Regions from separate parts of the Mus musculus genome. Here all the other regions are linked to region 1. A link is a contact called in ENCODE Hi-C or POLR2A ChIA-PET data. All regions are on one chromosome and are shown on one strand. The core of a region is the stretch at or near the end of the contact, and the rest is flanking DNA. Distances in the headings are between cores, read along the strand shown.

Evidence for each region. Hi-C counts contacts between places; a loop is a spot of excess contacts on that map. ChIA-PET counts read pairs that join two places held with the same protein, here RNA polymerase II (POLR2A).
Region 2: a map of T-helper 17 cell shows a loop between it and region 1 (2.1-fold over the local background). The contact joins the promoter of Higd1b here to the enhancer-like site in region 1. A Hi-C loop is called at or near these places in 7 of 37 maps with a recorded cell type or tissue (CH12.LX, Patski, T-helper 17 cell and 4 more). POLR2A ChIA-PET finds 5 or more read pairs at or near these places in 4 of 5 experiments (Patski and embryonic stem cell).
Region 3: a map of heart shows a loop between it and region 1 (5-fold over the local background). The contact joins the promoter of Gjc1 here to the enhancer-like site in region 1. A Hi-C loop is called at or near these places in 16 of 37 maps with a recorded cell type or tissue (Patski, adrenal gland, gastrocnemius and 2 more). POLR2A ChIA-PET finds 5 or more read pairs at or near these places in 4 of 5 experiments (Patski and embryonic stem cell).

Annotation. Positions count from the first base shown.
Region 1 is chr11:102,778,092-102,781,725 of GRCm38, forward strand. Adam11 (a disintegrin and metallopeptidase domain 11) reads left to right here. Exons shown (of 27, transcript NM_009613.3): 27 at 40-2,171. The coding sequence ends at 55. Among named protein-coding and RNA genes, the nearest start is that of Adam11, 18 kb to the left of the region's middle. Within about 2 kb of position 1,902, at least 3 of the 3 ENCODE cell types and tissues checked have a DNase peak (open chromatin) inside an H3K27ac peak, as active enhancers do; they include gastrocnemius, heart and left cerebral cortex, where a contact is called at or near this core.
Region 2 is chr11:102,833,794-102,837,427 of GRCm38, forward strand. It overlaps Higd1b (HIG1 domain family, member 1B), which reads left to right and starts at 2,056. Exons shown (of 4, transcript NM_001357580.2): 1 at 2,056-2,167; 2 at 2,820-2,969; 3 at 3,441-3,575. The coding sequence starts at 2,870.
Region 3 is chr11:102,817,285-102,820,918 of GRCm38, forward strand. It overlaps Gjc1 (gap junction protein, gamma 1), which reads right to left and starts at 1,875. Exons shown (of 3, transcript NM_001159382.1): 1 at 1,686-1,875.

The DNA.
Region 1 (3,634 bases), core at 652-3,151:
AGCCTCAAGTCCTCTCCTGATGCCCTCTCTCCATTCCAGGTCCGGAGGGGCCTAAGTGCCACCCTGCTCCCTCCGAGCCTGGCACCCACCATCTCGGCCCTGAACCACGAGGCTGCCTCCACCCTGCCACAGAGGGAGGCACCGTGCAAATGTCTTCCGGGTCCGAACCCTTCAACTCCTGGCTGCACAGGGGTTGGGGGTTGGGACTGTGATATCGCCTTTCAGACCACCTGGGTAGAGGGGCCGGGAGGAGGACGCTTCCTGCCCAGTTCCCCATCCCACCTCATGCGGCTTTGGCCTTGCACACGTCTCCCCCTGTGAATGTAGCCTCCATCATCACAGACTGCCACAGCTCACGTTGGGGCCTGGACCGGTGCCTGGTGGGGACAGCTGGGTGGCCCCTCTTCAAAACCAGGCAGCTGGAACCAGGGGAGTAGCTCCCCTGGACCTCACGGGAAGGGGCTGATCTACATTTTCTCTCTCTCTCTCTCTCTCTCTCTCTCTCTCTCTCTCTCCCTCTTTCTCTCTCTCTTTCTCTCTCTCTCTTTTGTTTTACTACTTAATCTTAACTGATGAATGTAACCTTTGGGTTGCTTGGGGCCAGGGGGCAATTGTAGGGATGTTTTGACACTTACAGGAGGGCCTCCTGGGCCCGAGGCCTTGAGACCTCCCACATCCCTCCCTGGGAGGCCCAAACGAATCCTGTCAGGGAACCCAGCTGGGGCAGGGCAGCCCTGCTTGCCCCACCTCTGCCCAGCTTAGTAGAAGTCAGAGTGCTGATTCAAACCAAAGCTGCCTGTCCCGTGCCCACTGCCTAGCTCATGGGACTCTGTCCCAGACTGTCTTCGATTCCAAACTGACCATCCTGTCCCTGCCAGGGTGCATGCATTCGGGGGTATAGAAAAATATAGTCCCTAAAATAAAACTCCACCTTTCCCCTTTCAAGAAGGGTGATTCTGGGGCTGTCTCAGGGTTCAGGTGCCCCCTGATGTGGCCTGGCTGTTCTGGAGCAGGCTATCGTAGCAGGGAGGACTCTCAGTAGGGAGAACCAGGGGTGGCCCTGTGCCCCAGGGTTAGTGCCTGTGATGTGTATGAGGAGATGGGGAAAGGGCAGGCCTCGTGGATGGTTATAGGTGACTAGGAAAATTCTCAAGTCCTCAATCCATACCCACCCCCGTCACAAGTTTTATTCACCTGTAGTCTAGGGCTGAGTAGTAAGTTTACAGATGTTCCTGTCTGCCCTCCTGACTGGTCCTTGCTGCCGCCCAGCCTGAGAGCTGGACCAAGGCTGGCAGAGCTGCTCAGCCCTCCCACAGTCCAGCAGGGCCAGCCTTCACAACCCTATGTGAGACACACACGCTCTGGCTCCATGCCCTAAGAGCTGGCGGGGCAAGATAGAGCAGGCTCTCTTATGGACGAAAACCACAATGTAAGGAAGCCCCTTCTAGGGGACACCCCACTCAGGCTAAGTAGTAGTTCTAGGTACCCCAGAGACAGAGGGTTACCCGTTTGTGTACCTCCTATTTCTGAGGACTCTTCAAGGAAGGCTAATGGAGAAAATGGCTTCATTTATCTAAACCAACCCAGTGGCCGGCACCTTGGAGCCTACGGCCCACTGGCAGCTTTGGGGGTAGCCAGATGGTGTTGGCCACAGTGGGGTCCTCAGTGCTGAGCCCCAGGTGCCACTGTCCTAGTGACAACAGGACAGATGCAGGCCACCAGCCCCACTAGCTGAGGTCAGGGGAAAGGCTGCATTTTGCATTGTTGCTGGGATACCTCGAGACCTCCATCAGGTGGCACATGCACACACAGGTGGCAGTGCACCTGGGTGCAGACATGTGAATCCACGCCTCTGCACCACTGTGAAGGCCTCTGCATACAAGGGCATGACCATGTGTGTCCTCGTGTCCTTGGTGAAGAACACAAGACTTCCTGTGGCCAGTCCACCCGAGGCGTCCAACTTCCTGCATCCCCTTGCCCCACCCTAGCAGTGCCTGGCCTGGCAGCACCTAGGAAAGAAAGAGAGGAGGGGGGCTGCATTCACCTGGCCCAGACCTGGGTCCCTCCGCATCCTGTAAATATGTCATCTGGGCTGGGTTGGGGAGGCAGGGCCCGGGGCCCACATTAAAGATTAAAGATCACATTCTGGGCTTCCATTGAGCTCACACCAACCCATGTCTCTCCTCTCTCTCTCTCTGTAAGTGATCGCTCTGAGTCAGTCCTTGCTGTCCAGACTCTGGAGTTGTGACAACTCGGCTGCAGAGAACAAGAGCACCTAGGACAGTTGGGGAAGCAGGAGGAAGGGGTGTGGTTTCCCTCAGTAAGTGAGGAAACGGGCAGTGGGCGGAGGCGAGGTCCACCCTTCCTCACAGTCGCCACAAAGACACTGCCTGGTTCCCAACCAGTAAAATTAGAGATGGTGGGAGCAGGCAGGAGGGGGCCTATGAAGCCAGAGAAGCCTTGGGACTTGACTGACACTTACCTTTGTTCCCTTGATCCTTGGCAGGGTGACAGTGGGCTGAGATAGAACCATCACTAGCCAAAAGGCCAAGTATGAACCTGGAACCTCCTGCTGTATTCCTACTTGGGAGGCAGTTAGTTTGGGGAAATGGTTGTGGAGAGCCACGGGAGGTGCCAATCCGCTGAGAGGAGACTGGAGGGAAGCAGTGGGTGAGGGAGAAAAAAGAGGGGGAAAGACAGGAGAAACCCCATCAGGCTGCAGGTACTGGCAACTGGTCCAGTATTGTAGCTACCTGGGTTCATAAGCAGAAATAGGGTGCGGGGTCACATCTAACCTACACTCTCAATCTGCCTGTCCTCTGCTCTCTGGCTGTCTCATACCCCCAGGACAAAGAATATCTCAGCGATGCATCTCTGGAGGCCCACGGCAACTTCTTCCCATCCAGTGCACAGGAGAAGGGCACAAGCCATCCCCAAACCCGACAGTCAGCCCCGACAGCCGAGGCTCACCCCGCTTCCTTGCTCTGGGCTGGAGCATCCTATTTTTAACTTTCTCCATGGTTCCTGTCTCTCAGATCATCCGTCTCCCTGCTTAACCCTTTCTTGGTTCCCAGCTTTTGTTCGATGTCCCAGAAGGTGATGAGCATGGCAGCCGGCAGGCAGATAGCCAGGGCAGGCAGAGGGCACGGGCACTCCATTCTGGAAGACAAGCAGGGTCACCACCTTCTTTACACAGTGAGTTCCAGGTCAGTCAGGACTACGTAGTGAAACCCTGTCTCAAAGAACGGAAAAAAAAATACAGATTAAAAATCCTGTTTGGGCTGGGCGTGGTGGTGCACGCCTTTAATTCCAGCACTTGGGAGGCAGAGGCAGGTGGATTTCTGAGTTTGAGGCCAGGACACCAGGGCTATACAGAGAAACCCTGTCTCGGAAAAAAAAAAAAAGAAAGAAAGAAAGAAAGAAAGAAAGAAAGAAAGAAAGAAAGAAGAAAGAAAAAAAAAAGTCCTGTTTGGATCACCTCCCATACTGTGTCTCCATCTCCCTCCTTCAACTACTCAGTACTCCTCAGGTGGGACTTCTGGGCGAGCCATTCAGCTGTGCCTCTAGTTGCATCTCTGACTAACAGTGCCCCCACTGTCCCCTCACCTGTTGCAGATGGCCAGGAAGGATCCAA
Region 2 (3,634 bases), core at 806-3,305, 56 kb after region 1:
CATGGGTGCTGGGAACCAAACTCAGGTCTTCTGTTGCAGCAGTACACAATCTTGGTCACTCTTCAGCTGAATAACTTATTTCTAGGTATGTGTATGTGACAGGCTAGCATGCATGTGAGCCACATATGTGTCTTGTATCTGTGGAGGCCAGAAGGCAGGATAGGGTCCTCTGGAACTGGAGTTACAGGGAGTTATGGACTACTATGTGGGAGCTGGGTCTCCAACCAGGATTTTCTGCAAGAACAAGTTCTTTCAACTGCTGAGCCCTGGCTCCAGCCCTTTGTCCCTCCTCTATTTTACTTACGATTTGAATTTGATCATGATCCCTGTCTTACCTCACCCAGGTACTTCCATGTCCCTTCCTGTAGCTTACACCCTGCATCTCTTGAGAACTCAGGCCAGGCTGGGGCTCTGAAGAGGCAACACAGGAGGGTGTGTGTGTGCGCGCGTGTGCATGTGCGTGTGTGTGAACATCTGAGAGGAGAGTTCTCATGGACACTGGGGATATGTGCAGGCCCTGGGGATTTGGTGTGACCTTGAGCCTCTTCATAGAGCAGTGAGCGTCAGGGAGAGAAAAGAGGGACATCAGCTGCTGGACATCTTTCTAGTGCCAAAAAGGCCCCTCTGGGAACACACGCGCACATATGCATGCGCAGAGAGGCTACGTGATGTACAGAAGGGACTAAGGCCTGGGAGGAAGGGGCCCTTCTCAGTGCATCCTGCTCTGTCCCCACGGGCTAAACAACAGCTGCAGCTTCTTCTAGTCAGGGATGCCAGGATGGACCATCCATGCTTCAGTCTCAATAAAGGGTTTCTGATCAGTCAGTCCCCTGGAGGCAGCCAGACATGGGACAGATCATGACAGCACGACTTATTATTAGCTATGCATCTTTGGACAAGTAATTTGCTCTCTCAGAAGCACAGAACCTTCTTCTGTGACTGACAAAATACCTGGTCTAGGCAGATTCACACTTGTGTCTGTCAGGAAGACGGAGTAAGCAGTATTCCAGTTGTTGCAAACCACTGAGAAAAGTCCCCGATCCCTGCTGGGTGTGGTGGGGCAGCATTTGGGAGGCAGAGGCAAGTGGATCACTGTGAGTTGTAGGCCAACCTGGTCTACACAATGAGTTCCAAGCCAGTCAAGACTGTACATTGAGACCCTGTCTTAGACGAAAACAACAAAAAGATCCTTTGATTCTCCGAACTCCTTCCAACTGGGGCTGAACCTAGGGCTGCCCACTGGCTAAGTACGTTACCCCTGAGCTGTACCCTAAGCCTTCCTCACCTCTTTTCAACATTTTTCTCTGTGTAGCCTTTACTATCCTGGAACTCTCTCTGTAGATCAGGCTGGCCTCGAACTCAGCGGTCCACCTGCCTCTGCCTATGAGTGTTGGGATTAAAAGCATGCACTACCACCATCTGGGTTTATTATTTTTTGAGACAGTGGGTATGTTGCCCTGGCTGGCGTGGAACTCACAGCAACTCACTTGCTTTCTGCTTCCTGAGATCTGGCATTAAGGTGTGCACCAACACACCTATTTTTTTGAGACAGTCTCATAAATTGTCCAGGCTAGTCCTGAACTCACTCTAGCCAGGCTACCTTTAAATCTGCAACCCTCTCATCTCAGCTTCCTAAGTAGCTGAGGTTCCAGGTACAGTTCTGAAGGGGATCAAGACTAAGGTCAGAAAGCCCTACAACTGAAACATCTTAGACTCCACATCGCTCATAGGAGTTTAACGTGGGGGAGGACCCAGGAGTCCCGTCCATCTTTGCTTCTCTAGTCCTCCACAGCAGTGTTCACATGTGCACCAACGGGCTTATAGCAGTTAAGGTCTCTCCTCTATCAGGTCTAACCTTACTTTGCTACCTCTGGAGCTCAGTGTGTGTGTGTGTGTGTGTGTGTGTGTGTGTGTGTGTGTGTGTGGTGCTCAGTGTGTGTGTGGTGCTCAGTGTGTGTGTGTGTGTGTGTGTGTGTGTGTGTGTGTGGTGTGTGCATTTAAGACTGATGCCGTTCTCTCTCCTTCCTGCTGTCATAACTTCAAAGACACTGCTTCCCTGACCCCATAGTGACAACTCTGGCATTGGCTTTTTATTGATTCAAAGCAGCGGATGCTGAGCCTTGGTCTGGCTGTTCATTCTCCACTTTCTAGCCATCTATCGAGTACGGTAAGCACGGGCATGCTGAAGGAGCTGGCTCAGTCTTTATCCTGGGATTGGCCTCAGAGGGCTTCCTACTGTACCCCTCCTCTGAGGACTGGGACTGTAGCTATGATCAGAAGAGACATTTTTAGGGGTTTGTAAGGAGGTCAGGAAGGAGGCAGAAGTTGGCAAGCAGTTTGAGGACCAGAATTTGTTCCTTTAGTCTTAGGTGCAAAATATATCAATGTCTTGCCATTTGCATCTGCTCTAGTGGTCTGGTTAACCAGTGTTGCGTCTGTCAGGGACAGCTCTGGATCCCCAGAGCCAGATCGTGCTCTGTAGCTCCCTTAGGAGCAACTATCAACAGATCCATGACCAAGAGGGCCCCAAGATTCAAAGACTGTTCCAGTCTACTCTGGATTTTTCCAGCTGTTTTTCTTGGCCAGAGGATCACACCCATCGGGATGCAAACCGAGAGCAGGAAGCAAGCGGAACAGTAAAGTCAGATGAACCAGAGGAGAGGCAGATGTCACGGACACGAGGACGGTAGCTTCGAGCAGCCCAAACCCTTGCAAGAGAACACCCAGAGGGGTATCTTTTCAAGTGCAGGTTGTGCTGGACATGGTCAGGACCTGAAGACTAAAAGTCAGAGTCCTTATTGTGGGCTATCCTCTTCTAGAAGTGGGCTAAAGCCTAGGCACACAGCTGTTAACATCTGGATCCAGGATCATGTCTGCTAACAAGGGCTGGTGGGTGCCACCTGAGGGTGAGGACAACCTGTCCAAGAAGTTCCTAAGGAAGACCAGGGAGTCTCCACTGGTGCCTATAGGTGAGTAGGGGAAGAACAGGGTTGGGGTGGAGGCCTCCTCTCTGGGACTTCACGTCTCTTGTTCCTTTTAAAGAATGAGGCACTGGTCAGAGAACTCAAGTGGTCCACCCACTACACAAGGAACAGTACAATTAAAGAGTCTGGATGGGTGGTGGTGGCACCGGGCAACAAGGTGCTAACAGCAGCCTCCGGATAGGGGGTCATTTTTGCAACCTGGGATTGCCTCAGTTTTCCTTCCAGGCGCTAGAATATGAAAATGTATACAAAAAGGTGGAAGCCAGGAGTGGGTGGAGGTGGCGGCAGTGTAGTCATGACAACGAACTACCAGCATATGGGGAAGGGTCATCATGAGGATCACAGCTGCATCAAAGAATCTACTCAGTGCCTGCTACCCAACCTGCACTGCCCCGAGGGGAGCCAAGGGACCTTGGACTTGGACACATGCCCAGTGATCGCATTCTCTGCCCACAGGTGTAGCAGGCTGCCTGGTGATAGCAGCATACAGGATTTACCGGCTGAAGGCTCGGGGTTCTACCAAGCTCTCCATCCATCTGATTCACACCAGAGTGGCGGCACAGGCGTGTGCTGTGGGGGCCATCATGCTTGGTAAGCAGCATGGTGGAGGCAGAGGGAGAGGAAGGACAAAGTGGAGTGTCCTTAGTTAA
Region 3 (3,634 bases), core at 625-3,124, 39 kb after region 1:
CCAGCTTCAAAGAATAACATTAAAAAGTAAAATGTAATCTTTAATGAGATCATCTCACTGTTGTAGGAAACACTTTGGTTAAACACATTCCATGGGTCTGTAAGCTAACCCTTTGCCAAGGTGTACTGAGAGCCAACTCCAGACTTTGTAAAACAAGAATTTACTGCTTGTATGTGAGCCAGTATTCAATACCTCCTCATCCATTCTTTAGCAAAGGAACAGAACTAATAGGATGAAACCAATGTTTTGGAACCATAACACATCAGAACACATTTGCAGAACTTATAATGCCAGTTTTCTCTCCAAAACGCCCTTTGCCTACTCTGCACCCGAAGATCTGGCATCACAAATCGTTTTACCCTTTACCCCGAAGACTGTTCTAATTCCTTTCATTCTGCCATTACACAGCCCTTAAGAAACTCAAAGTAGCTGCAAATAAATCCTGCTGGCCCCAAACAAAACCTGCAATTTTTAACAAAAACTCACAATTAATTTAGTTACAAGCTAAGCAATCAAATTCGTGGGGCCTTTTTTGTTTCTCTTTGTTTTGCATTTTTTGCTCTGAAAAATACCTGCAAACTGTTTACAAGGGGGAAGGATTAATCCCCAAATTACATTATTAATCCTCTTCCTACAGTTACTCATGTACTACAGACAAAATGATTTCTGCCTAACAGAACTAAAGTCTTTCGTTTACAAGGCTTTTTGTACAGCGCTTTCACATATATCCACTTGTAAGGGTGCACAACAAAAGCAATAACTTTTAGACTTAAGACACATACAAGATAACTTATCCAGAATTTGGTCTACCTTGAGTTCCTCGATTGCACCTAGTGTGGACGAGAACAAAATAAAGCCCGAGCACAATGAAATCTGTGGCGTTGCCAGTCCCCGAGGACCAAAAGGAAAATGTCTTCAAATGACAAAAACCAAACTCATCCCACTTCGCAAAAGAAAAGCAATCCCAAATAATCCGCAAAGCGGGGACCGGCGGGGGAGGACCCCAAATTCTAAACATGGGTCATGTAAATCTTTTCAACTCGAAACTCCAAACGCGGCAGCCAGCCCAATCACAGCATTAGCGCCTCCTCTCTATTTTCAATCTGGAGACTCAACGAAGAACAATTAAAAAAAAAAAAAAAAAGGCCACAGCAGAGCTCCAAAGTTTTCCGAAGTGAGAATAAAGTCATCTCAAGTAAAGAAAAGGCGTCCAGCAAGAGGCGACGGGCCGGGTCCTCCCGCCAGCCCCTCTCCCGCTCCGCAGCGCTCGAACCAAACCTCCAGTAAAAAAGGGGGGAAAAAGAAACCTCCGAGGGGGACAGAGGACCCGCCGGAGCCCGCAGCACGCCGCCGAAGAGCGGCCCAGGCCGTCAGACAAAGACGAGCCCGCCCAGCGCCAGCCCGGCCGGGTCCCCCAACCGCCCCGAGGAGTTGCGGGAGCACCGCCGCCCGCTCCCGGCCCGCCCGAGCCGTTTCCCTCCCAATTTGGGAACCGCGCGCCTGGGGACAAAGAGGGCGGGCGCGCCGGCGGCGGGACGCGGGTGGCGACGCCCCTCGGGGCTCGGCGGGCGCTCCTTCCCGCCCTGCCGCCCCCAGGAACCCGGCCCGCCGCCGCCGCCGCTTTCGAGGCGCCTCAGAGTTCGCCCGGCCGCGCCCGGCCCGGGGCCCCTCAAGCCGCCGCTCACCCGGCGGTGGGCGCCCCCGAAGCCGCCTCCTCCGCCGGGCCTCGGCCCGTCCCGCCGGCCGCCGCCTCATGGGCCCCGCGTCGCCATCACCTTCGCCGCCTCGCCGCCGCCGCCACCGCCGCCGCCTCCTTCGCCTCAGCCTTCAAGCCGAGGCTGAAGCCGCTCCGGCCGCGCCCGCCGCCTCCCTCTCTCCCGCTCCCGCCGCCGGGACCCGCGGGGAGGCGCCTGCGCACTGCGTGCCGCGGTGGGGGTGGGGGCGTCCCGTCTCGGCCTGGGAGCGGGGGCGCGGCTGCACGTGCGCCTCGAGTGGGAGGGGGCGCCCGGAGCGCGCGGCCCCGCGCCGGCGCCAACTTTCCGTGACCGGCCGCGCGCGTTCCCGGGCGGTCCCGTACGCGGCGGGGCGCGCGGTGGCGGGAGGACCCCTGCGCGGGGAGCCCCGGTGGGCGGCTGACTTCGAGCGCCGCGGGCTCATTTCCTGTGGCGTGATTCCCCGGAGGAGCCGGCCAGTGACAGCGTGATGGAGACACGCCTCACCTGAGTTTCCAGGGTCGGACCGCAGAGCTCCACCGTTATCTCGTGCGCTAGGTCAGGGCCTTGGTCCAGCGGATCTCGGGATGCTCATGGCCGTTCTAGGCTCTGCTCTGCAGTTGCTCGAAAAACCTCCGGGGCTTCTCGGCCAACCATCCCCGCCTGGTGGAATCATGGTTTTTACAGGCGTTCTGCATAGTTTTGAGGTCCTGGATTTCTCGGATTAGTAAGACCCTAATAGGCCATTTCCTCTTAACTCCTTGCATCCCAGCGGGATCCCAATTACAAGACTTGAAATGCACATGGACAGGAATTCCCCTGGCCGAAACTGCGGGTTAAGAAAAGGAAAACTAGCGGGAGAGACGGCTCAGCGGCTATGCAGTTTGTACTACTGTTGCAGAGAATCTTCTACACCCACGTTGTGTGGTTCACAACCACCTGTAACTCCAGCCTCTGGAGGATCCGACTCTCTCGGGGCACCTATATCGATGTGCACATACCTACACATAGACCCAGAGACACATAATTAAAAATAATAAAAAATAAATCTTTATTAAAAAAGAAACGAGAAATTCCCCTAAATACTTTAACGAGATTGAGACTGGGTGGTGAAAGGCAGTTTACCAAAGAGATGGGAGGGGAGGGCCATTCCTGTACTCTAGAATTACAAATGGATAGGCTTTTTAAAAGTTTTGCCCCTGGACAGGGATGAAATTAAACACTAACAAGTGAGGCGACTTGTGGATCAAATTTCTCCCGAAGCTAGGTCACAGGTTGGGATGAAAAGGGATGGTCCATTGCCTACCCACACCCTCCGAAATTTTGTTTGGTTGCTATGATGTGTGTGGTTTTTTTTTTTTTTTTTTTTAGGAAAGTGCCCAAATTTTTAAATCCTTTTTTTTTTTTTTTTTTTTTGGCTTCTCTCTAAAAATCAAAGAATGTGCTCACTTTGAGCCTCATGTTTCATTTTTGATATTTTGTTTGATTTTTTATGAAACGAAGTCCCATTATAGCACAGGCTGATCTCAGACTCGACCTGTGGCTGAGAGCTAGCTTTGAAGTCTTGATGCTCCTGCCTTTGTCTCAGGAGGCGGGGTCTAAGGCAGACACCACCCCCACTGTGCTGTGCTCTGAACCTTTATTTTTGTTTGCTTCTTTGTTTTTTGAGATGGGGTCACCTTGGCTGTCCTAGAGCTTGTTATGTAGATCAGACTGCTCAGGAACTCAGAGGGATTCCCCAGCTCTTACCTCCTAAGTGCTAGGAGTAGAGGTAAGGGACACCATGGCCAACCATGAGCCTCTGGTTTTATGGGATAGCCATTTCTGATCCACATTTGGTTTATTGAGAACCTACACCCTCCCGCTCAGCTGCTTGAGCCTTTTCCGTTCCTTAAACGGCTTGGCCTCTGAGTATCAAAAGT